Regions from separate parts of the Homo sapiens genome. Here region 1 is linked to region 2. The links are chromatin loops, found by intact Hi-C in ENCODE. Cell type or tissue: chondrocyte. All regions are shown on one strand. Links, peaks and the distances in the headings refer to the core of each region. The heading gives the core; the rest is flanking DNA. Region 1 has its middle 9.8 kb from the start of MIR4448. Region 2 overlaps LINC01839 (long intergenic non-protein coding RNA 1839).

Region 1 (11,876 bases), core at 1,615-9,614, 650 kb before region 2:
GCCTCCCAAAGTGTTGGGATTATAGGCGTGAGCCACTGTGCCTGGCCTAATTTTTGTATTTTTAGTAGAGGCAGGGTTTCACCATATTGGTCAGGCTGGTCTTCAACTCCTGACCTCAGGTGATCCACTCGCCTCGGCCTCCCAAAGTGCTGGGATTACAGGTGTGAGCCACCGCGCCCGGCCAGGAGGCTGACCTTTATGGACTACATCAATGGGCTCTCTTGCTCTCTGGCTCCTAGCTGGGCTCAGCCAATTACAGCCACAAACAAGAGATCGGAGCATAAGGGAAAAATGAGTTTAGAGCACTTATTCTTCCCAGTCCCTCCCTTCTTGAGCCACATGCATTGGCTTCTGTGTTCTCTGTTCTGAAACTCTCCTCATTGCTCCATTTGAGTGAGTGAGCGTGCCCTTTCTGATCAGAACCTGAACTGGCACAGGAAACAAGCACCCTCCATTCAGAGGCTGCAGGAGCATCCTCAGGGGACAGCCAGGGCTCAGTCAGCTGACAAAGGGAAGGACTGGGTAAGGTGTGCTGACCATGAACCAGGCGAAGGAATATTTATTGATTATTATTAGTAGTTGCAATTTATTAGGCACTTAGCATGTACCAGGGACTGTGCTAGGTATTCTTCATGCATTATTATATTTTTAAATTTATTTTTATTTATTTATTTTTTTTGAGATAGTCTCGCTATATTGCCCAGGCTAGAGTGCAGTGGTGCCATCTCTGCTCACTGCAACCTCCGCCTCCTCGATTCAAGCAATTCTTGTGCCTCAGCCTCCCGAGTAGCTGGGATTACAGGTGCCCGCCACTAAGTCCGGCTAATTTTTGTATTTTTAGTAGAGACAAGGTTTCACCATATTTGGCCAGGCTGGTCTCGAACTCCTGACCTCAAGTGATCTGCCCGCCTTGGCCTCCCAAAGTACTGGGATTATAGGCATGAGTCACCACACCCGGCTGCATTATTATACATATATATACACGTATATATATACATATATACGTGTATATATACATATACACATATATATACATATATACACATATACACGTATATATACATATATACACATATACATATATACACATATACATATATACACTATATATACACATATACATATATATACGTGTATATATATGTATATATACGTGTGTGTGTGTGTATATATATATATATTTTTTTTTTTTGAGACGGAGTCTTGTTCTGTCACCCAGGCTAGAGTGTGGTGGCATGATCTCAGCTCACTGCAACCTCCGCCTCCCGGGTTCAAGCGATTCTCCTGCCTCAGCCTCTCAAGTAGCTGGAACTACAGGCGTGCGCCACCACACCCAGCTAATTTTTGTATTTTTAGTAGAGACAGGGCTTCACCATGTTAGCCAGGCTGGTCTCGGACTCCTAACCTCAGGCAATCCACCCGCCTCAGCCTCCCAAAGTGCTGGGATTACAGGCGTGAGCCACTGCGCCTGGCCGCATTATTATATTTAATGTTAATATCAATCAAATGAGTTAGCATTGTTATCTCCACTTTGCAGATGAGGGAACTGAGGCTTATTGATATTCTGATACTTTCTAACTAATTCACCGGCTAGCTTCTGACTTTTATTCCTGTAAATTCAGGCTGGCCCGGTGGCTCACACCTGTGATCCCAGCACTTTGGGAGGCGAAGATGGGCAGATCACCTGAGGTCAGGAGTTTGAAACCAGCCTGGTCAACATGGTGAAACCCTGTCTCTACTAAAAATACAAAAATTAACCAGGCGTGGTGGCGCGTGCCTATAATCCCAGCTATCCGGGAAGCTGAGGCAGGAGAACTGCTTGAACCCGGGAGGTGGGGGTTGCAGTGAGCCAAGATCACTGAACTCCAGCCTGGGTGACAGAGTGAGACTCCATCTCAAAAATTAATTAATTAATTCAGATAATTGTATCTACCTTGTCACTTTGGTATTTAAATGGCTTCGTCTATGTTAGGTGCCCAGTGCACTTCCTAGCACACGGTTGGCAATCAACACATGGCAGCTATTGTCATATCGTCATGAGGATATGGAAGCTGAAAGGGAAGCCTATCCACAGGGGAAGGGCTCCCTGCAGCGTCATCATTTTAGAGCTAAAAACAAAGGTGCGAGTACTTTTGGATGCTGTCTAGGGGAAGGAGAGCCCTGCCAACATAAACAGAGCATTCATCACCCGCCAGGCCCTGTGCTGGGCATTGTCACTCCCGACAATCCTAAAGGAAGCCTCCATTTGTCATATGAGGAGACCGAAGCACACAAGGACTGGGTTATTGAGAGCAAAACTGGGATTTCAACCAAGGCCAAAGTCCAGGTGAGGGAAAGCTTCCTGGAGGAGTTGGCCTTTCAATGGAATAACACGCAGAGGGCTGGACAGGATCAAAGACAGGAGGCTGGATGGTGGAGAGGATGAGTGTTAGAAGGGGCTGCAAGCTCCAGACAGGGGCTCTAACAGAGAAAGGGTTAGGAAAGTGAGGTAGGAAGCAGGTGAATTAGAGCCTGGCTTTGTTTTCTCTGCCCCAGATCCTGCCTGGATCACAGAGAGCTGCCAGCTCAGGGTGGGACCTCCCAGGGCCGAGAACCCCAGGCTGTCTCCTGCTCTCTGGGACCCCACTTGCCTAGTGCTTCCCAGTCTGGACTCCCGAGGCCCTGGATATGGCACCGCACAGAAAATAAGATATCTATGAGAAAGCTCCAGGATTTCACAAAGCCTGAAGAAAGGCCAGAGGCTAATTCACACATCATGGTTTTTGTTTTTTGTTAGGTTTTGTTATGAGACAGGGTCTTACTCTGTCAGCCAGGCTGAAGTGCAGTGGCGCGATCTCTGCTCACTGCAATCTTCGCCTCCTGGGTTCAAGCGATTCTCCTGCCTCAGTCACCCAAGTAGCTGAGACTATGGTGTGCACCACCACGCCCGGCTAATTTTTGTATTTTTAGTAGAGATGGGGGTTTAACCATGTTGCCCAGGCTGATCTTGAACTCCTGGCCTCAAGTGATCCACCCACCTCAGCCTTCCAAAGTGCTGGGATTACAGGCGCAAGCCATTAAGCCTGGCCAATACGTCATGTTTTATTTCTGGTTAGACTCCTTTCAGCCTGGTGTAGCAGTAATGATTGATCTCCTACTAATTAGAAACATTGGTTCATTCATATGTACGTCCTTTAAATAACACAAAAGAGAGAGGTAAGGCATTTCCTTTTTTTTTTTGAGATGGAGTCTCATTCTGTCTCCCAGGCTGTAGTGCAGTGGTGCAATCTCTGCTTACTACAACCTCCGCCTCCCAGGTTCAAGCGATCCTCCTGCCTCAGCCTTCAGAATAACTGGGATTACAGGCACGTGCCACCATACCCAGTTAACTTTTTTGTATTTTTAGTAGACAGGGCTTCACCATGTTTGCCAGACTGGTCTTGAACTCCTGACCTCCGGTGATCTGCCCGCCTTGGCCTCTCAAAATGCTAGGATTACTGGCGTGAGCCAACGTGTCCGGCCCGAGGCATTTCCTTTTTAAAGCTCAGATTTATTGAGGCATGGCTTATATACAATAACACTCATTTAAGTGTACAGTTGTATGAGTTTTGACAAACACATACAGTTGTGTAACCATCACCACAATCAAGATACAGAACATTTCTATTACCCCAGAAAGTTTCCTCATGTCTTTTTACAGTCAACCTATAACCCTGCTCCCGAATCCTGGCAGCCACTTATCTATGGAATATTTTCTGTCCCTATAGGTTTGCCTTTTTAAGAATATCACAGAAATGGAATCATATAATTCATAGATATGCATTTGTGTGAACATATATTTTCATTTCTTTTGGGTAATACCTAAGATTGGGACTGCTGGGTTGTGTGGTGTAATGTTTAATTTTACAAGAAATTGCCAAACTGTTTTCCAATGTAGTCGTACCTTTTTACATTTCCACCTGCAGGGTATGAGAATTCCATTTGCTTCGCATCTTTTCCAGTACTTGGGATTGTCAGGGTTTTCTTTTTAGCAGTTCTAATCGGTATGTAATGGTATTTCATTTGATTTTAGTTTGCATTTCCTTGATGCAAGTCAGTCTTTTTTTTTCTGAGACAGAGTCTCGCTCTGTCACCCAGGTTGGACTGTAGTGGTATAATCTCCGCCCACTGCAACCTCTGCCTCCAGGAACTCACAAGTCATTCTTTGTTTTTGCTTTTGTTTGTTTGTTTGTTTGTTTGTTTGTTTTTGAGACAGTTTCACTCTTGGATCCCAGGCTGGAGAGCAGTGGTGCGATCTTGGCTCACTGCAACCTCTGCCTTCTGGGTTCAAGCGATTCTCCTGCCTCAGCCTCCCGAGTAGCTGGGATTACAGGTGCCTGCCACCATGCCCGGGTAATTTTTGTATTTTTAGTAGAGATGGGGTTTCACCATGTTTGCCAGGTTGGTCTTGAACTTCTGACCTCAAGTGATCCACCTGCCTCGGTCTCCCAAAGTGCTGGGATTACAGGTGTGAGCCACCATGCCCAGCCACAAGTCATTCTTTTTTAATAAACAAGGCTTGTCTGGAGATGCAAGGATTCAAAATTTAGGGACCCTTGTGTGGAAACTAAAGTGGGTCTTTGGTGAAGAATTTGCTGGAAACAGTTATATGGTCTGCTGGCTTTGCTGTATTGAGATGGTGAGATCTTTCTCTGCCCCAGGTCTGCAGAGAACTGCAGTTCTTCCTTCTGGTCAGGAGAGGGCAGGAGAAGGCAGAAAATAAGCTGCCCCCGCTTCACTTTTTTTTTTTTTTTTTTTTTTTTTGGTTTACCAGTCCCCGGCATCTAGAGTATTCGCATTTGCATGCATTATTATATTCATAGTTTTGCTCGAAAGTTTGCCTTTTCCTCTGAACCTAGTTAGCTGCTGCCTTGTGAGGCTTGATTCCCCAATATTAACTTTGTGGACTGATTTAATGCCAAACTTAACCAATCTTATAAAATCTTCGCCTGCCAAAGCATAACTAACCTAATTTAAGAATTGAACTACCCAAACTGAGCTACCTCTGTAGAATCCTTGCTAAGTCTATTCTCCAGTGTCACCCCACAGAGCTTGTGTTAGGGGCAACCATGAGCAGCTGAGCTGCATGAACCCCTGGTCCTCCTCTTTTCTAACTTTGCAGGAACCAAAAGAGACTGAGGAAGGACTTCATGGGGGACAGGCCTCCAGACCCCCAGTGGCTACAGGCCATCCTCCCTAGGACCAGGGCTGGGGCTGCTCAGGCGGGGCACTGCGCAGATCTCCTGGGGCTGGGGTTGCCAAGTGCCGCCAAAGATGTACTCCAGCTTGAGCCCCGGGCTCCCTTCTGGCAGTTGGAACCGAAAGGTCCTGAGGAGGGTGGCAAACATCAGGAAGAGCTCCATTTGAGCCAGCTGGTCTGCTGGGTAGACACGATGCCCTGGAAACAGAGAGAAAAGTCAGAGGTGGCAGCTGTCCCTGTGTCTGTCCCACCACAGCCCCACCCACCACCCAGGATCCAGCTCTGTGCCTAGTACCTGCAGAGAATGGCAGGAAGGCCTCATTGGCCACAAAGTTTCCATCCTTGTCCGAGAAGTGGCCAGGGTTGAACTGTCGAGGGGTCTCCCAGCACTCAGGGTCATAGAGCACAGAGGCCAGGTTGGGTAAGATGATGGTGCCCTGCAGAGAGATGCTGGTGTGGCTCAGGGAGCCTCAGATGGTACCCAGTACCCAGCCCTGACACTGAGCCACAGTGAGCTTGGAGAATACCCAGTGTGTTGGTGGGAGTAGTCCAGGGGCCTTGAGGAGACTCAGCAGCCGGCCCTCAGGCTGCCCTTCCTCCAGGCTCACATCAGTGAAGGAGCTGAGCAGGACACCCTCCTGGCTAAGGACTGCCCAGCTTTGTCCTGAAGACTCCCAGCCACGTCTAGGGACATGAAGCCATTGCCTCCTACAGAGAAGGCCAACAGCTGGGGGCATGTCTGGAAGGGGCCAAGGACAGCCCAGGACAATACACACTGGGGCAGGGGATGTGTGCACACGTGGGTGTTAAGAGGAAGAGACAGAACGAGGAGAAATGGAATGGCAAACAAGCAGAGAAAGAGGAACTGAGTGATGGAAAGACAGAGAGGAGACAGCAAGCTTCACTCTTTAGGGTTGGGGAGAGGAAAACATGAACCATAAGCCCAACTCTAACCTTCAACCTAACCCCAACCCTCACCTTCCCCCAAACCCAAACCCAAATCTTCCCTCTCACCCTCACCTCAGCCCTCACTCTATCTCAAAGGAGAAGTGAGTGATTAGAAAGAGAATCAGACCAAGCAGATGGGAGCAGGGTAACATCTGCTCCTTACCATGTGGGCCCTGGGCTGACCGGAAACAGCATAAGGAGGCCAAAGTGGAGCCAGGATGGGGTCGGTTATGGTCCCCAGCCCTAGAACACTCAGCTCTGGGATTCCGGGGAAGGCCTCATACCCCAGGGCTCATTTACCAAATACCACAAAATTAAACCAGCTATCCCTGTAGAGACCAGAGGGCTGACTACAGAATTCTTGATTCTGACCAAAGAAAAAGCTTGAAATTAAAAAAAAAAAAAAAAGCTTAGCGAGTTTGAAGCCTGCATTCTAAACAGAAACCAATAAAGAATGCAGAAATGGAGCAGCAGATGCTGGCTGGTCGCAGTGGCTCACACCTGTAATCCCAGCACTTTGGGAGGCCAATCAGGGCGGATCGCTTGAGGTCAGGAGTTTGAGACCAGCCTGGCCAACACGGTGAAACCCCATCTCTACTAAAAATACAAAAATTAGTCGGGCGTGGTGGCAAGTGCCTATAGTCTCAGCTACTCGGGAGGCTGAGGCAGGCAAAGGTTGTAGTGAGCCAAGATCACGCCTCTGCATTCCAGCCTGGGCGACAGAGCAAGATTCCATCTAAAAAAACAAAACAACAACAACAAAAAAAAAAACAGAATGCAGAAATTGTTTTCAGGGGAAATTGTTCTTTTTTGCCGTTGTTGCAGTACGGCACGCTTAGGCAAGGTGCCTCATCCTAGCCATGTGTACCAATAGGGCACCCAGACTTGCTCACTCTGTAGCTTCAAGCAGAGGTGTTGGGGAGGCCTGTGTTCTTGCTGCTGCCTGAGTGAGCTATAGATTTCCCAGTTCTAGTCATGGGAATTCCCCCATTTTCTCTACCTGGGATTAAGTAACCTCTGCATTGCAACGGTTCTTACTAATCACCTTCAGAGGAGGAGGCTCCTAGCAAGATGCTCTTTTCCCTCCAGAATTATTTGTGTCCTTTTTTGGGTGATGTTCTGGCCTCCTTGCAAAGGAGGTTCTCAGCTCATGGAACAGGTTCAGAGCACAGCCTATCCAGTATGCAAAAAGGACAGCGCCCCGCCCCCCGCAACAACCGCCCTCCACTTCCCCAGACTGTAGAACCATCTACCTGCTGGGTACCTCCTGGGGTCGCTGTGCCAGCTTCTGCCCAGTAAATGGCAATTTGGAATTCGCAATCAAATAGAATGTCTGAGAAGAGAGACAGGCTGGAAGTGCAACCGTCGTATCAGGGACTATTGCTGTTGTCACGATCACTCAGCTGATGAAATGGTTAGGAACAGTTTAGGAATATCTGTAACATTTAATGATCTACTGTCAAGCTTTGATTCCACTTTCAGCAGACATCTCTCGTCCAAGTTGTAAAAGCTCAATATTGATTTCAGCTCGTTAATGGGCCCCTGGAGCCTTTATCACAGAACAAGTCCTAGAATCAAATTGGCAGGAATGAGCTCTTAATAAGGAAATTTCTAATCCCAAACGGCATAACACAGAGCAGTACCCTGGCCCCCTCTTTTTAACTTAAGTTGGCACAGCTTCTAGACAACCTGGGCCTGGGTCCTTCTGCCACGCCAGCAGCAAGATGACCTGATGCCCTGGTCCTATCCACTTTCCCAGAGACTCTTGACAAACCTGTAAACTTGCTGGCCAATTTCTGCCAAGGACAGAATGACAGTGTAAAACATCTCCATTGAACACATTGGTTCACTTACCTAGAGTGGCATTTTCGTATAAATACAAACAGCAGGGCATATGGTAGGAAAAGAAAACACTTTAGAGTCAGAGGGACATGCATTTGAAACTCAGCTAAGTCACTTACTAGCTGTGTTTGGGCAGTTTCTTAAGCTGCCTATGCTGAAGTTTCTCTATCTATGGAAAAGAAACAGCAACAAAGCGTCCGAAGGATAGGGCTTCTGTGAAGAAAAAAATCTGTGGAGGAAGGAACCTCAAGTCTGGGCAAATTAATAATAAGTTAATAATGGGGCTGGGCATGGCGGCTTATGCCTGTAATCCCAGCACTTTGAGAGGCAGAGGCAGGAGTTCAAGACCAGCCTGGCCAACCTGGTGAAACCCCGTCTTTACTACAAATTAAAAAAAAAATAAAAATAATAAAAATTAGCTGGACGTGGTGGCACGTGCCTGTAATACCAGCTACTTGGGAGGATGAGGTGGGAGAATTGCTTGAGCCCCGGAGGTGGAGGCTGCAGTGAGCTGAGATCACACCACTGTACTCCAGGGCAGTACTCGGGGCAGAGCCAAAGCTCCTTTCCGAGGAAAGTCTCAGGGCTCCCGCCACCACCTCTATGTACAGAGGCATCACCCTGCACCAGGGCACCAAGATGAGTCGCTCTGTTTCATTTTCATTAAAATGGCAACCTCACCACCTACACATGTTGGTATGTTACCTGTTGCGGGAAGTCAGGGACCCCGAACGGAGGGACTGGCTGAAGCCATGGCAGAAGAACCTGGATTGTGAAGATTTCACGGACATTTATTAGTTCCCCAAATTAATACTTTTATAATTTCTTATGCCTGTCTTTACTGCAATCTCTAAACATAAATTGTAAAGATTTCATGGACACTTATCACTTCCCCAGTCAATACCCTTGTGATTTCCTATGCCTGTCTTTACTTTAATCTCTTAATCCTGTCAGCTGAGGAGGATGTATGTTGCCTCAGAACCTTGTGATAATTGCATTAACTGCACAAATTGTAGAGCATGTCTGTTTAAATGATATGAAATCTGGGCACCTTGAAAAAAGAACAGGATAACAGCAATTGTTCAGGGAATACGAGAGATAACCTTAAACTCTGACCACCGATGAGCCGGGTGGAACAGAGCCATATTTCTCTTCTTTCAAAAGCAAATGGGAGAAATATCACTGAATTCTTTTTCTCAGCAAGGAAGATCCCTGGGAAAGAGAATACGCGCCTGGGGGTATAGGCCTATAAACGGCCCCCCTAGGTGTGCCTGTCTCTTATGGTCGAGGCTATAGGGGTGAAATAGACCCCAGTCTCCCATAGCACTCCCAGGCTTATTAGGAAGAGGAAATTCCCGCCTAATAAATTTTTGGTCAGACCAGTTGCTCTCAAAACCCTGTCTCCTGATAAGATGTTATCAATGACCATGGTGCCCGAAACTTCATTAGCAATTTTAATTTTGCCCCAGTCCTGTGGTCCTGTGATCTTGCCCTGCCTCCACTTGCCTTGTGATATTCCATTACCTTGTAAAGTACTTGATGTCTGTGACCCACACCTATTTGCACATTCCCTCCCCTTTTGAAAATCCCTAATAAAAACTTGCTGGTTTTTGCGGCTTGTGGGGCATCACGGAACCCACCGACACGTGATGTCTCCCCCAGACGCCCAGCTTTAAAATTTCTCTCTTTTGTACTCGTCCCTTTATTTCTCAAGCTGGCCGACGCTTAGGAAAAACAGAAAAGAACCTACGTGACTATCGGGACAGATTCCCCGATAGTTACCCCAGTTAGCCTTGACTCCCAGGATACACACCTTTGTGTAATCCCCTCCCCTTGAGGATAGGATGGATTTAGTAACTCACTTCTAACAAATAGAAAATGGGCCAGACGCAGTGGCTCATGCATGGAATCCCAGCACTCTGGAAGGCCAAGGTGGGAGGATCACTTGAGCCCAGGAATTTGAGACCAACCTAGGCAACATGGTGAAACCCCATCTCTACCAAAAATTTAAAAATTAGCCCATTGTGGTGGCACAATGTGGTGCCTGTAGTTCCAGCTACTCAGGCAGCTGAGGTGGGAGGATCACCCAAGCCTGGGAGGTTGAGGCTGCAGTGAGCTATTATTGTGTCCCTTCACTCCAACCCAGGCAACAGAGGGAGACACTGTCTCAAACCAACAACAACAACAACAACAAACCCAACAAATAGAATATGGCAAAAGCGGCCGGGTGCGGTGGCTCACACCCGTAATCCCAGCACCTTGGTAGGCTGAGGCAGGCCAATCACTCGAGGTCAGGAGTTCAAGACCAGCCTGGCCAACATGGTAAACTCCATCTCTACTAAAATATACAAAAATTAGCCAGGCATGGTGGCACATGCCTGTAATCACAGCTACTCGGGAGGCTGAGGCAGGAGAATTGCTTGAGCCCAGGAGGCAGAGGCTGCACTGAGCTGAGATTGCACCACTGCACTCCAGCCTGGGGTGACAGAGCGAGATTCTGTCTCAAAAAAAAAGAATATGGCAAAAGCAATGGGATATCACATCTAAGATTAGGTTACAAAAAGACCATTGCTTCTATTTTGGGTGCCCTCTTGCTTGCTCTCTCTGATGGGGTTCAGCTGCCATGTTTTGAGCTACCCTATGCAGAGGCCCATGTGTCAAGGAACTGAAGGTCTCCAGCCAACAGTTCATGAGCAACCGGGTCCTGAAGACCTCCATGTAAGTGAGCTTGAAGTGGAGCCTCCCCTAGGGGAGTCTTCAGGTGACACTGTAGCCCCAACAACAACTTGATGGTAACCTCATGAGAGACCTTGAGTCAGAGGCATCCAGCTGAGCCACACCCATTTTCCTAACCCTCAGAAACTGTGAAATGATAAATGCTGTTGTTCTAAGCCACTAAGTTTTGGGGTAATTTGTTACACAGTAAGATAGGTAAGTAATTCAACATCTGTCATCTAGGATCTGCAAGGCTCCGTCAACAATACAGAGCACCATTGTACCGAATGACACCGTGGGCACAAAGCCCTCAGCACACAGCAAGCCTGGGCAAAGAGCAGGTGTCCTCATGTTATTGTCCAGCTCACGTCAAAAATCTGCTCGGAAAGCTATCTCAAGCTGGATCACCAGAGAGCTATCATCTTCAACTATGCTCGAGACCAACCTGGGCAACATGGTGAAACTGCATCTCTGCAAAAAAACAAAGCAACAACAACAACAAAAACAACGAAAATTAGCCAGGCATGGGGGCTCATGCCTGTAGTCCTAGCTACTCGGGAGGGTGAGGTGGGAAGATCGATTGAGCTGGGAGATAGAGGCTGTGGTGAGCCGTGATCGTGCCAATGCACTCTAGCCTGGGTGACAGAGCAAGACTCTGTCTCAAAAATAAATAAATATTGGCCGGACGCGGTGGCTCATGCCTGTAATCCCAGCACTTTGGGAGGCTGAGGCAGGCAGATCACTTGAGGTCAGGAGTTCTAGACGAGCCTGGCCAACATGGTGAAACCCTATCTCTACTAAAAAATACAAAAATTAGCCGGGCATGGTGGCACACACCTGTCATCCCAGCTACTCGGGAGACTGAGGCAGAATAGCTTGAACCTGGGAGGCAGAGGCTGCAGTGAGCCAAGATTGAGCCACTGCACTCCAGCCTAGGTGACAGAGCAAGACTCCATCTCAAAAAAAAAAAAGAATAGAGGTTAAAAATAAATAATTATTTATATAAACTTCAACTGTGTTATTTTGGCTGACTGTAGGAATGAAAGGAATTTTATCTCTTAAAAGGAATTGAGATAAGAAGCAGCTGCCATCTTGAAGAATATTTCTGCATCTTTTAAAAACTCCTGCTTAAATCACTGCCACTACATGGTCC
Region 2 (11,876 bases), core at 2,404-10,403:
GAGTGCTTAACTGCGCATCAGACACCGTGCTCAGCACTTTACAGACTTCCTGTCATTGAATCCTTGCAGCCCATCTAGGGGGTGCATACTGCTAATATCTCTATTGTACAAAGGAGGAAACGAGCTTAGGGAGGTTAAATAAGGATGACTTTTAAAAGCAGAAAACACCCCGACGAAATAGTTCATGCAATCCATTAACATCATTTGTATCTTAGATTCTTTGACAAGGTTGGAGATGGCGTGGGGATTCCACTCAGGTAAATAATTCCCAAATTCTAAAATTAATAGTTTCTCAGGTTAAAAAAAAGGATAATATAGAAGGCTAACAAGTATGGTGAAAACCTAGATTTTCTTGAAAGCTGAGGTTGGAAAGGACATTTGATTGATTGATTGATTGATTGATTGATGAGCCTTCGAGAAGAGGCCCCCAGGAAGTCTATTGTAGAGTTTCATTCTCTGTCACTTGCTTGTTCTCTATTTCAAAGCCCTCCCACCAAGTGTCGGGATCCCTCCCTCCTTCCTTTTCTTTCTCCCCTCTTCCCACATGCTCTCCCAGAGCCTCTTCCCAGGCCCAGCCTTCCCTACCTACCTCAGTCCTTCCCTGCCATTCAAGCCACAAACCTGTGGAACCTTCTTGAACTCAGAAAGGAGAGGCTGACTTCCAAAGGGTTCCAACTATTTAAATGAGCAGTTCCTCCCCAGACGCCAACCCTTATCCCAGGAGCACAGCACTCGTGCCTTGCGTGGAGGAGAAGTGTGCCCCATGGGCGGTTGATTGGCCTGATGACTGTCCTTCAGCTCAGGCACCACTGGAGGCTGAGCTCTCACTGGGAGGCAGTCACAGGTGCAGGCAGGCTCCGGGGATAAGGAGCTGTGGTGTCTTTCCAGTGCTCCTGTGTGTACTTGGTGGAGCTGAGAACAGCCAGACACTGGATGAGAGCTTGGCTTTAGGATAACGCCCTACATTTGGGGCCCCATGTTCTCTGGTGTCCCCACCTGGATTGTGGCAGCCTACTCTGGGGCAGGGGAGGAGATTCCAGGAAAAACAGGGCCAGAGTGTGCCGTGAGGTGGAGGTGCTGTGGAAGGGGGCCTTGGTTCCAGCCACACGAGCCTCCCTCCACTTGTCACTGAGGAGTCATTGGCACCTTAGCTCTTGGCGCAGGGAGGTTGGCAGCAGGCATCACAGGCTGCCTCCCTCAGGGAGCTCACAGTCTCCATAGAAAGACGTGCAGGTGCACGCTGGCTCACACACACACACAGCACATGCACACACGCAGCACATAACGAGAACTAACAACTGGCAAACTCAAGAGCTGTGGTGGCTCCAGCAGTGCCGCTGCTGCTTGTGGGTGGGAGATGTGGGGGCATGCATAGGCTGATTTTGCAGGTGGCTTTGGAGCAGTGGTTCAGGCAAAGGCGTTACAGGACCTAGAGCTGGGCCCAGGTGGAATCATTGTCTTATTGGGTGACTTTAGCCAAACTAGGAGTCTTAATGCTACCTTACAGGTTTTGTGTTTTTGTTTAGAATTAAAAGAGGCAGGGCCAGGCGAGGTGGCTCACGCCTGTAATCCCGGCACTTTGGGAGGCCGAGGTGGGTGGATCACCTGAGGTCGGGAGTTCGAAACCAGCCTGACCAACATGGAGAAACCCCGTCTCTACTAAAAATACAAAATTAGCTGGGTGTGGTGGCGCATGCCTGTAATCCCAGCTACTCAGGAGGCTGAGGCAGGAGAATCGCTCGAACCTGGGAGGCGGAGTTTGCGGTGAGCCAAGATTGTGCCATTGCACTCCAGCCTGGGCAACAAGAGCGAATCTCTGTCTCAAAAGAGAAAAAAAAAAATAGTGGCAATATCGGTGTAAGAGCCTACCATAGAGAAGTGCTTCATGGCAGCTGAACCTGAACCTGGCACATCCTGGGACGCCTGTGGCCGCAGGGGAACCGCCTGGCCCAGCAGAGCTCGCTGTTTGATATGAACACGGATCACACAAGACAACTGGTAACAGCAGTGGCCTCCTGGGAGGGGAAAGGCTTACCACGGGCAAGACAGGGAGGGACATTTGTTTTTTTAAATTTTGTACACGATACATCTATTTCTTGGTTCAAAAGTATGTCAACCATTTTCCACCTTGGCCTGCACGCAGTGGGGTGCTGTGAACGTTCAACAAGGGGCTCTGGGGCAGCCTGGTACCAGCAGGCTCCAGCGCCCCCACCGGTTGCACAGGTGTGGTAAGGCCAAAGCTTAAGGACTGATGACTAAGGTTGCTGTTCTCCCTCAGTGGGAGGGAAACCAAGGTCCAGAGAAAGCCGAGGCTCTCTCTTAGGACCAAAAATCCAGCGGTGGCAAAATTGAGTCTGAATCCAAGTCATTTGACTTGGAAGGGCCCGGGTTCAGGTCCAGCCTCTCTGTCCAGCTGTGACCTGAAACAAGTTGGCTAACGTGTCTGAGCCTGTATTTTCTTGAGGATGATAATATCCACTTCTCAAGATTGTTTTGCAGCTTCACTACAAAAAAAAAAAAAAAACAAAAAAACAAAAAAACTACCTGAGGGTGCTTTGAAAACCTTGAAACCCTGGCCAGGCGCGGTGACTCACACCTGTAATCCCAGCACTTTGGGAGGCCGAGGCAGGTGGATCACCTGAGGTCAGGAGTTCGAGACCAGCCTGGCCAACATGGTGAAACCCTGTCTCACTAAAACTACAAAATTAGCTGGGCATGGTGGCAGGCGCCGGTAATCTCAGCTACTTGGGAGGCTGAGGCAGGAGAATTGCTTGAACCAGGGAGGTAGAGGTTGCAGTGAGCCGAGATTGCGCCATTGCACTCCAGCCTGGGCAAAAAGAGCAAAACTCCGTCTAAAAGGAAAGAAAGAAAAAGAAAGAAAGAAAGAAGAAAGAAAGAGAAAGAGAGAGAGAAAGAAAGAAAGAAAGAAGAAAGAGAAAGAAAGAAAGACCTTAAAACTCTAATACAATATAATGGGTTTTTAAATAAAAAAGAAAATAGAAATCACCTTTTCCTCTAGCCCCTCAGTTCAGCATTAGTCAAGCTTTTTAACCTACTCTTGAACGTATCAAGAGCCTTCTTTACTTGGCCCACCCTGGGTAGAACTGGGATTCTCCCCAGTTCCTGAAGTTTCCATGGCTCTACTCTGTAACAAGGAAAAGGGAAACATGCGTCCTCCCTCCGCTGGAGTTTCTCCACAGGTGAGTCCTTTGCTGCCAAAGGTTGTACCTGTTCTGCCACCGCCCCCTGCTGGTGACTCTTACAAGGCGCCCTGTCTTCACTGGCATCCGAGCAGGTTGGAATTTAAGGGAAGTATCTAGATCCACCTAGATGGGGCTTGGTGAGGAGGAATCAAGCTGCTGGGTCTCGAGTAGCCTCCATCTCTGCACCGTGGCCACTGTGCCCATCATGCCGGCAATGGGCTGTCCAATGGCAAAGGAAGGCTGATGGAGGTTGACCAGGTCATTTTGTCTAGTTGGTTGTTCAGTGCCTGTCCGCAGTGGATGCTCTCTGGCAGCTGTGAACATGCGCTACAAAGACCTTCACACTTGGGCCCACTCCCAAATGTCCAGACACATCCTCCAGCCCAGACCTGCTGCTCCTCATCTTCCAGCCTTTTTCCTTCAGGTCCCAGCCTCCAACCACTCAGCTGAGCCATCAGCCACTACCCATGAGTTGTACATATCTTAACTTTGGGACCCTTCTCTTTCCACACAAAGGGGATGATTAGCTGCACCATCTGAAACTCCGCCTATTTATTGGAGGATTTTCTCCAATAATTTTGGAGAAATAGTTTCCAAAATTATTGGAAAATTATTCCAAAATAATTCCAAAACTATTGGAAAATTCCAAAATGATTTCCAATAATTTTTTCCAATCCACCCCTGAGTGAGGCTGCCATCATTTTTAGTTTGCACATACATGTGGAGCTGACCCATCTGTACCCCAAGTTCAGGCTTTTCCTCCCCGCTTTGGCTGGTTGGACAGGAACCCATAGAATCATGGGCATGAGCTGGGGTGGGGGCCCTGCGGCTTGCTGTCCACTCACTTCAATCCTGGAGGACGCACCTCCATCTTACAACGGGCTGCTGCTGAGCCTGCTTGGCCTTACAGCTTGGGAGGACGACGAGACCCAGCTCACAATGGGACCGACGAGACCCAGCTCACAATGGGCAGTTCTGGTTGCACAGTCACTTGGTCCTCCGTGGCAGTTTCTTATTTTATTTAATTTATTTTTTGGCATGTAGTCCTCGCTGCAGCTGGCATGGCCTTGCTAGAGATCTCAGAGGGCTCGCTGTGAGTCTCCCACCCGAGCCTGCACAATCGCCACAGGCGTCTTTCCCCGCCATTGATCTTTCAGCACCATAATATCTGCTGGGCCAGAGGTTTCAGGCGACAGGCTGCATCTGTAGATGACACAAGGCTACCTGGAGTCATTAGGGTAGGGCAGCCTGAGCAGGGGCTGCCACTTCCTTCTCAGGGGAAGCTCTTGTGAATGCAAATGGGGCATGTTAAGTCCTGGAAGGAGAGAAAGAGAGAGAGAGGGAGAGAGACAGAGGTGGGGGGGGGGGGGGCGGGGAGAGAGAGAGAGACAGACGAGAGAGACAGACAGACAGGGCAAGGGGAGAGAGAGAGAGGTAGAAAGAGAGAGAAACAGATGGGAGAAGGGGGGAGGGGGGAGAGAGAGAGACAGAGAGGGGAGAGAGAGAAGGGAAGGAAGGAAGGAAAGAAGGAAGGAAGGAAGGGAAGGAGGGAGGGAGGGAAAGAAAGGGAGAAGAGAAAGAAAGGGGAGGAAGAAAGAAAATGAAGTTGCTCTTTGTTAGATGCTCTTGTGTCGTTTAGGGTCTTTTTCTGTATACATTGCCCCAACTAACTGTGAGTTCCTTCGGGGCAGAGTTAGAATCCCAGCTCCTCCACCTACTAGCTATGTGATCCTGGGCAAGCCACTTCACTTCTCTGAGCCTTGGTGTCCTCCTCTGTAAAATGGGGATAATTTTTTTTTTTTTTTTTTTTTTTTTGGAGATGGAGTCTCACTCTGTCACCCAGGCTGGAGTGTAGTGATGTGATCTCAGCTCACTGTAACCTCCGCCTCCCAGGTTCAAGCGATTCTCCTGCCTCAGCCTCCCAAGAAACTGCAATTACAGGCGCGCACCACCACACCTGGCTAATTTTTGTATTTTTGGTAGAAACGGGGTTTCACCACGTTGGTCAGGCTGGTCTTGAACTCCTGACCTCGTGATCTGCCCACCTTGGCCTCCCAAAGTGCTGGTATTACAGGCATGAGCCACCATGCCCAGCCCCAAATGGGGATAATATTTTAGCCCACAGCACAGTGGTCTGTGAGCATTAAGAGAAGGAAAGCACCCCTCCCCACCAGCACAGTGTCTGCACCCAATCAGCACTCCTTAAACGCTGGCTAGCATTCTCCTCCCCTGTGACCCTCTGGCAAAAGATTCCCCACCCCAACCTCAGCGCCCAGCAAATCTGTGCTAATGTGCGAGTGGGTATCGATGAGTTCATATAACCCTTGGGTAGCATGTGGTTAACATGTGTGCGTTTTAATAGGGCTATTTTACAGCAACTCTAATGATGTGTGGATTGTCTGGGGGCCATGGGGGTTGTTTTCTCAAGCTATAAACTCACCGATGCTCTGCTCCACATTCTCCTCAGAGTCTCTACCCTACCTCCTCTGTGGCCCAGGGTCTGCCCACAGCTGGCCCCTCACAGGTGCCCAGGGCTGCAGGGTGTGTGTATGTGGCTTGTGTGGTGTGTGTATGTGTGTGTGTGTGTGTTGTTTGTGTGGTGTGAGTGTGGGTGTTGCTCATATGTGTGTTGTCTACTTGGTGTATGTATGTGTTGTGTGGTTGTACGTATGCGTGTGTCCTATAATTAAAGTCCCCAGAAGCAGGGCACCCTGCCTGGGTGCCACCTTCTCACCCCTCTCCAGGGGCTCTGAGCACCCCCCCACCCCCGCGACGTGGCAGTGGGCAGCACCTGTGCCCTGATCTTTGCATCTCAGCCTCTCGCCCAGGGCTTTGTGCTAACGGGTGCTCAATACGGTAGTGCTTTGCTAATTGGGAAAAAGCGGTCGCGGGATGTTCTTTCCAGGGCAGTGCTGCAGTGCCCTCTGGTGGATTTTCTCTGAACTTCTCTAGGTTTGAGGTTCCGCTTGTCCTTGACAGGTAAGCCGGCCCTGAGAATCCAACCGCCTGGCCTTCTTCGCTTTTGGTCAGCCCTCCGCCTTGCAGAGAGTGGGGCTCAGTGGGAGCTGAGGCTGTGTGAGGGTGAGGCTGGGGTCAGGCTGGGGAGGAGACTGATGTTGGGAGTCCGGAGGTACAGTTATTCCTGTACCTCTAGCAATAAGAACTGTGAGGTGGAAATGCCCATTTCAGTGATGGTGGAGAGAAACCAATGGAACCTGAATATAGGCAGCGACCCCTTAGGAAGCATCTCCTCCTCCTCTTCCTCCTCCCCCTCCTCCTCCTCCTCCCCCTCCTCCTCCTCCCCCTCCTCCCCCTCCTCCTCCTCCTTCTCCCCCTCCTACTCCTCCCCCTCCTACTCCTCCTCCTCCCCCTCCTACTCCTCCTCCCCTCCTCCTCCTTCTCCCCCTCCTCCTCCTCCCCCTCCTACTCCTCCTCCTCCCCCTCCTCCTCCTTCTCCTCCTCCTTCTCCCCCTCCTGCTCCTCCCCCTCCTACTCCTCTTCCTCCTACTCCTCCTGTTCCCCCCTCCTCCCTCTCCTCCTCCTCCCCCCTCCTCCTCCTCTCCCCTTCCTCCTCCTCCTCTGCTTCTCTTCCTCCTCCCCCTCCTCCTCCTCTCCCCTTCCTCCTCCTCCTCTGCTTTCTCTTCTTTTCAGGCAGAAATGCCTCCACAGATTCCCTTATTATCCATGTAGAAAGGGAAGAAAGACATGAATGCTTGTATGTCAGATATGTTACAAGTAACTTGTTTAAAAGGGGAAAAGAAAATAGGGGAAGAGATAAGAAACAAGACAATAAATCTAGAAAATCAGGAATGAGAATAAAGATAACAACCAGAAAAGCAACAACAACGCAGAGATAGAAATCAAAACAAAAGCGATCTCAGTAATCATGAATAGATTAAATTATCCATCCTCTGCATACGAAAATACGAATATTTTAAATTTAGCTATTTCTTGTTAATAAAGATGACACATAAGGCCAAGATTCTCTTATACTAGGCAAATACTAGCATATGCACATCCAATCCATCAGCAAGTCTTGCTGGCTCTGTACCCAAAACACATCCCAAATCCATCTTCCCTGCTAGCACCACTGCCCAAGCTACCATCATCTCTTGTTTGAATGATTCCAGGAGCTTCCCAACCCATCGGCTGGGTTCTCCTGTTACTCCCCTGTAATCCAGATTCCACACAGTAACACAGTGGGTTTCTTTTCTTTTCTTTTTCCTTTTTTGAGACAGAGTCTTGCTCTTGTTGCCCAGGCTGAAGTGCAATGGTGCAATCTCAGCTCACTGCAACCCCCGCCTCCTGGGTTCAAGCGATTCTCCTGCCTCAGCCTCCCAAGTAGCTGGGATTACAGGTGCCCGCCACCACACCCAGATAATTTTTTGTATTTAGTAGAGACGGTGTTTCACCATGTTGGCCAAGCTGGTCTCGAACACCTGACCTCAGGTGATCCACCCGCCTCAGCCTCTCAAAGTGCTGGGATTACAGGTAGGAGCCACCGCACCTGGCCCACAGTGTTCTTTTGAAATCAGAAATCAAATCACGTTGCCATCCCTGCCCCCTGGTTTAATGATACTTCATGTGGCCCCCATTTCACTTGACATAAAATCCAAAGTCCTTTCTGCAGCCTATGCAACCCTATGAGTGGGATGAAGGAATGATGCCACTCCAGAGGGCAGAACCAGGGCCAAATGACAGGAGTTGCAGAGCATGAACCTTGACCCAAGAAAGGAGGAATTTTCTAGTCATCAGAGCTGTCCAAGCTGACTTCGCGATGTGGAATAAGGTCCCCACTACAGAGAGGATGGAGCTGCAGCTGAGGGGATTTCTGCACAGGGTTGGCTGGAGGCTGAAGTAGATTTCCCTGTTGCTTTCCTGTAGGAGACTCTGTGCCTCTAGGAATAAGAACTGTGAGGTGGAAATGCTCACTTTGGTGATGGTGGAGAGAAACAAATAGAATCTGAACATAGGCAGTAGTCCCTTAGGAAGCATCAGCTTCTGCTTCTTCTTGATTACTTCTTCCAGTGGGGAGCTCAATACATGGTGGGCAGCCCTTCCTTTCGGTCAACACTTCATGTATTGGGCAGGCCAAGTCTGTCTGCCTCCCCGAAACTTCCTCATCTCAGTCTCAGTTCCTCTCTCTTGCAGAGTTCTAAGCACTCTTCCAAAAGTGTGCCAGAGATTGTGCTGCATGTTGGGGACATAAAGATGAAAAACGTGAACTCTGCTGTCAGGAAGTTCACAGACTAGAGGGAGCTGGCTCATTCATAGCAGGAGCGCCACGAGGACAACGGGGTATTGCAAAGGGCAGAGCATGCAGGAACTGGAGTGTAGGAGAGCTCAGCCCTGGCTGGGCATCAGCATTACCCAGGGAGGTCTGAAAACTCCCACACCCACGGGGTCAGAGTATCCAGAGATTGTGAGGGCAGGGCCCAGGCTTTGGGGTTTCTTTTTTCTTTGTTTTTTGTTGTTGTTGTTGTTTGTTTGTTTGTTTTTTGTTTTGAGACAGAGTCTCGCTCTGTTCCCCAGGCTGGAGTGCAGTGGCACAATCTCGGCTCACAGCAAGCTCCGTCCGCCTCCTGGGTTCACGCCATTCTCCTGCCTCAGCCTCCTGAGTAGCTGAGACTACAGGCGCCCGCCACCACGCCTGGCTAATTTTTTGTATTTTTAGTAGAGACGGGTTTCACCGTGTTAGCCAGCATGGTCTCGATCTCCTGACCTCGTGATCTGCCTGCCTTGGCCTCCCAAAGTGCTGGGATTACAGGCGTGAGCCACCGCGCCCGGCGGCTTTGGTGTTTCTTAAAGATTCCCAGGTAGTTAGGTGACTACAGTCATGGGCCCCTGGCTTAGTTGGGAAGTGCTTCATCTCTGAGACACCAGGATTCGAATCCCCAGTTTTGCCGCTTAACAGCTTGGTGGCCATGGATCTGCCTCTCTAGTCCTGTGAATGAGCAGGAGAAAAAAGAAGGAGGGAGTGAGAGAAAGGGAAACAAGGAGAAATAGTTTGAGCAGTGCACCTGGCCATAAAACACCAGGGCGGGGCTGGGGGTGTCTTTGCAAATGGTCACGTCACACCAGGCCTAGCTGCACCCCAGTACACCAGGCCACCAGTACAGCTGTGGCACCCGCTCAGTCGTCTTCCTTTGCGGAGCACCTGCTGTCAGGGTTTATTGCAGAAGGAGCCAAGATCACACCTTTATGTAGGCAACAAAATAAATCCTTACAAAACATGAAAGGATTTTTACAGCCACCCTATGAAATGGGAACTGAGTACCCCCATTACAGAGAAGGAAACGGTTACATAGTCTATCTAAGGCCATGTGAAATGAAGGACTGGACTGGAACTAGAATGCAGACCTAGCTCATACAAAAGCCTGGAATGAGTCTTGCATATCCACTGCCCAAGTGAAAAAGGAAACTATTGGCCGGGCACTGTGGCTCATGCCTGTAATCCCAGCACTCTGGGAGGCCAAGGTGGGCGGATCACCTGAGGTCAGGAGTTCAAGACCAGCCGGCCATGATGAAACCCTGTCTCTACTAAAAATACAAAAAATTAGCTAGGCGTGGTGGTGCATGCCTGTAATCCCAGCTACTGGGGAGGCTGAGGCAAGAGAATCGCTTGAACCTGGGAGGTGAAGGTTGCAGTGAGCCGAGATTGCGCCATTGCACTCCAGCCTGGGCAACAAGAACAAAACTCCATCTCAAAAAAAAAAAAAAAGAAAAAAGGAAAAGGAAATTATTAGAGTATAGCTGTCTGTATTCCCCCCTGATCCTCTTCACCTCTCTCCCCTCCAACCACTGTCCTGAATTTGTGTTGATCATTTTCATCTATGTCTATATACCTTTGCCATACATGCAAGATTCCATACCCAGTACGTTGCATCTGATGGCATGTTTTTCAGCCTTGTAGAGACAGCATCATGGGAAAGAAATCCTCCTCCTGCATCTTGTTTTTGTCTCTTAAAATTGTCTGTGACGTTTATCCATGTGAATACATATATCTCTAATTTGTGTATTGTTACTGCTTTTCAAAATCCATGACTCTGCTGATGAAGTTTCAGGTTGTTTCCCGTTTTTTTTTTTTGAGACAGAGTCTTGCTCTCTCCCAGGCTGGGGTGCAGTGGTGCAATCTCGGCTCACTGCAAGCTCCGCCTCTGGGGTTCACGCCATTCTCCTGCCTCAGCCTCCCAAGTAGCTGGGACTACAGGCGCCCGCCACCGCGTCCGGCTAATTTTTTGTATTTTCAGTAGAGACGGGGTTTCACCGTGTTGGCCAGGATGGTCTCGATCTCCTGACCTCGTGATCCGCCCGCCTCGGCCTCCCAAAGTGCTGGGATTACAGGCATGAGCCACCGCGTCCGGCCTTGCTTCCCGTTTTTTACTGTTATAGATAATGCTGCTACAACGATTTTTGTTCTGATATCCTGCACATGTGTGAGACTTTCCCAAGGGTGTACACCCGGGGTGGTTACTGGGCTGAGGGTATGGTGCTTTTCCCGTCTGTCATGCAGGTTACCCTCATGCCAGCGTGTGCCAGTTTCTGTTGCTCTGTGCCCTCACTCACACTTAGTATAGCCACATTTCACATGTACAAGCCTACATTCTTTTTTTTTTTTTTTTTTGAGACAGAGTCTTGCTCTGTCTCCCAGGCTGGAGTGCAGTGGTACGGTCTCGGCTCACTGCAACCTCTGTCTCCTGGGTTCAAACAATTCTCCTGCCTCAGCCTCCAGAGTAGCTGGGATTACAGGTGCCCGCCACCATGCCCTGCTAATTTTTGTATTTTTTTTTTTTTAGTAGAGATGGGATTTCACCATGTTGGCCAGGCCGGTCTCAAACTCCTGATCTCAGGTGATCCGTCTGCCTCGGCCTCCCAAAGTGCTGGGATTACAGGCATGAGCCACTGCACCCAGCCACAAGCCTATATTCTTTATACAGTCCCTAACAACCTTTTGGGAGAATAGTTGCACAGAGAACTACAGCTAGACCATGTTCTTGGCTGTGACATCCTCGGCAAAGCCTGGATGGAGGTCACTGAGGCAAAGCTGAGCCAATATTGATTCAGAACATCCTGTTGCAAAACATGGAGTGAAAGACATGAAGCAAAAGAGGCCTTTGGAAAGGTTTCTTGGCCATCTCCACCAACAATCTGCCTCAAGGCATCATCCTTTCGTCTTGACCTTTTGTTTAAAGGACTAAGTAGGGAGCCCAAACTCCTAGATTTGCCCAAGGTGGTCCCAATTCAGGCCAGTTGTCCCAGTGTAATTATTAATAGCACCACCTTTGACTCTTCAAGGTGTTCAGGCTTGAAAGATAATTTATATGGCCACCTACTGTAGGAGGGTGGGAATTCACATCAATTTCCTATCCACAGATACTCTGCTGTGGCCAACGTGGGGAAGACTGAATGATGGAGAGCCTGTTATACAAACCACAGGGGAACACTTGCCATTGTTTCTGCTATTGTCCCACAGTTGTTTAAGATGGAAGCAGGAGCCCCTGGAAGCTTTCAGAGAAGAAGCTAGCCAGAAACTCACAAGCCCTTTCCTTGAGAAGCTCTGGCCCCATCACTGCGGAGTGCTGGCCATGCTCCCTGGTCACTGCCCATGGGACGGCCAGCTCCCGGGCAGGTGGTGCTAAGCAGGTTGGCGGGTGTTACCCCTCCCAGTCTCCT

What was found. Hi-C counts contacts between places; a loop is a spot of excess contacts. Peaks named below come from ENCODE experiments on the same cell type or tissue, not always from the same donor. Only the 100,000 strongest peaks of a DNase experiment are listed, where the experiment ranks them.
Region 1: it touches region 2 in a loop (13-fold over the local background); 26 of 110 quality-filtered maps call a loop at or near these places.

What each region holds. Positions count from the first base shown.
Region 1 is chr3:183,890,702-183,902,577 of GRCh38, forward strand. It overlaps the pseudogene CYP2AB1P. Among named protein-coding and RNA genes, the nearest start is that of MIR4448, 9.8 kb to the left of the region's middle. In chondrocyte, for the core only: CTCF peaks have their summits at 4,711 (motif pointing right) and 4,940; no DNase peak of the experiment used is centred there.
Region 2 is chr3:184,538,031-184,549,906 of GRCh38, forward strand. It overlaps LINC01839 (long intergenic non-protein coding RNA 1839), which reads left to right. Exons shown (of 8, transcript XR_924788.3): 7 at 11,577-11,876. It overlaps LINC01840 (long intergenic non-protein coding RNA 1840), which reads right to left. Exons shown (of 2, transcript NR_046593.1): 2 at 8,684-9,147. Among named protein-coding and RNA genes, the nearest start is that of LINC01840, 13 kb to the right of the region's middle. In chondrocyte, for the core only: CTCF peaks have their summits at 3,245 (motif pointing left), 3,450, 6,120 (motif pointing left) and 7,184; no DNase peak of the experiment used is centred there.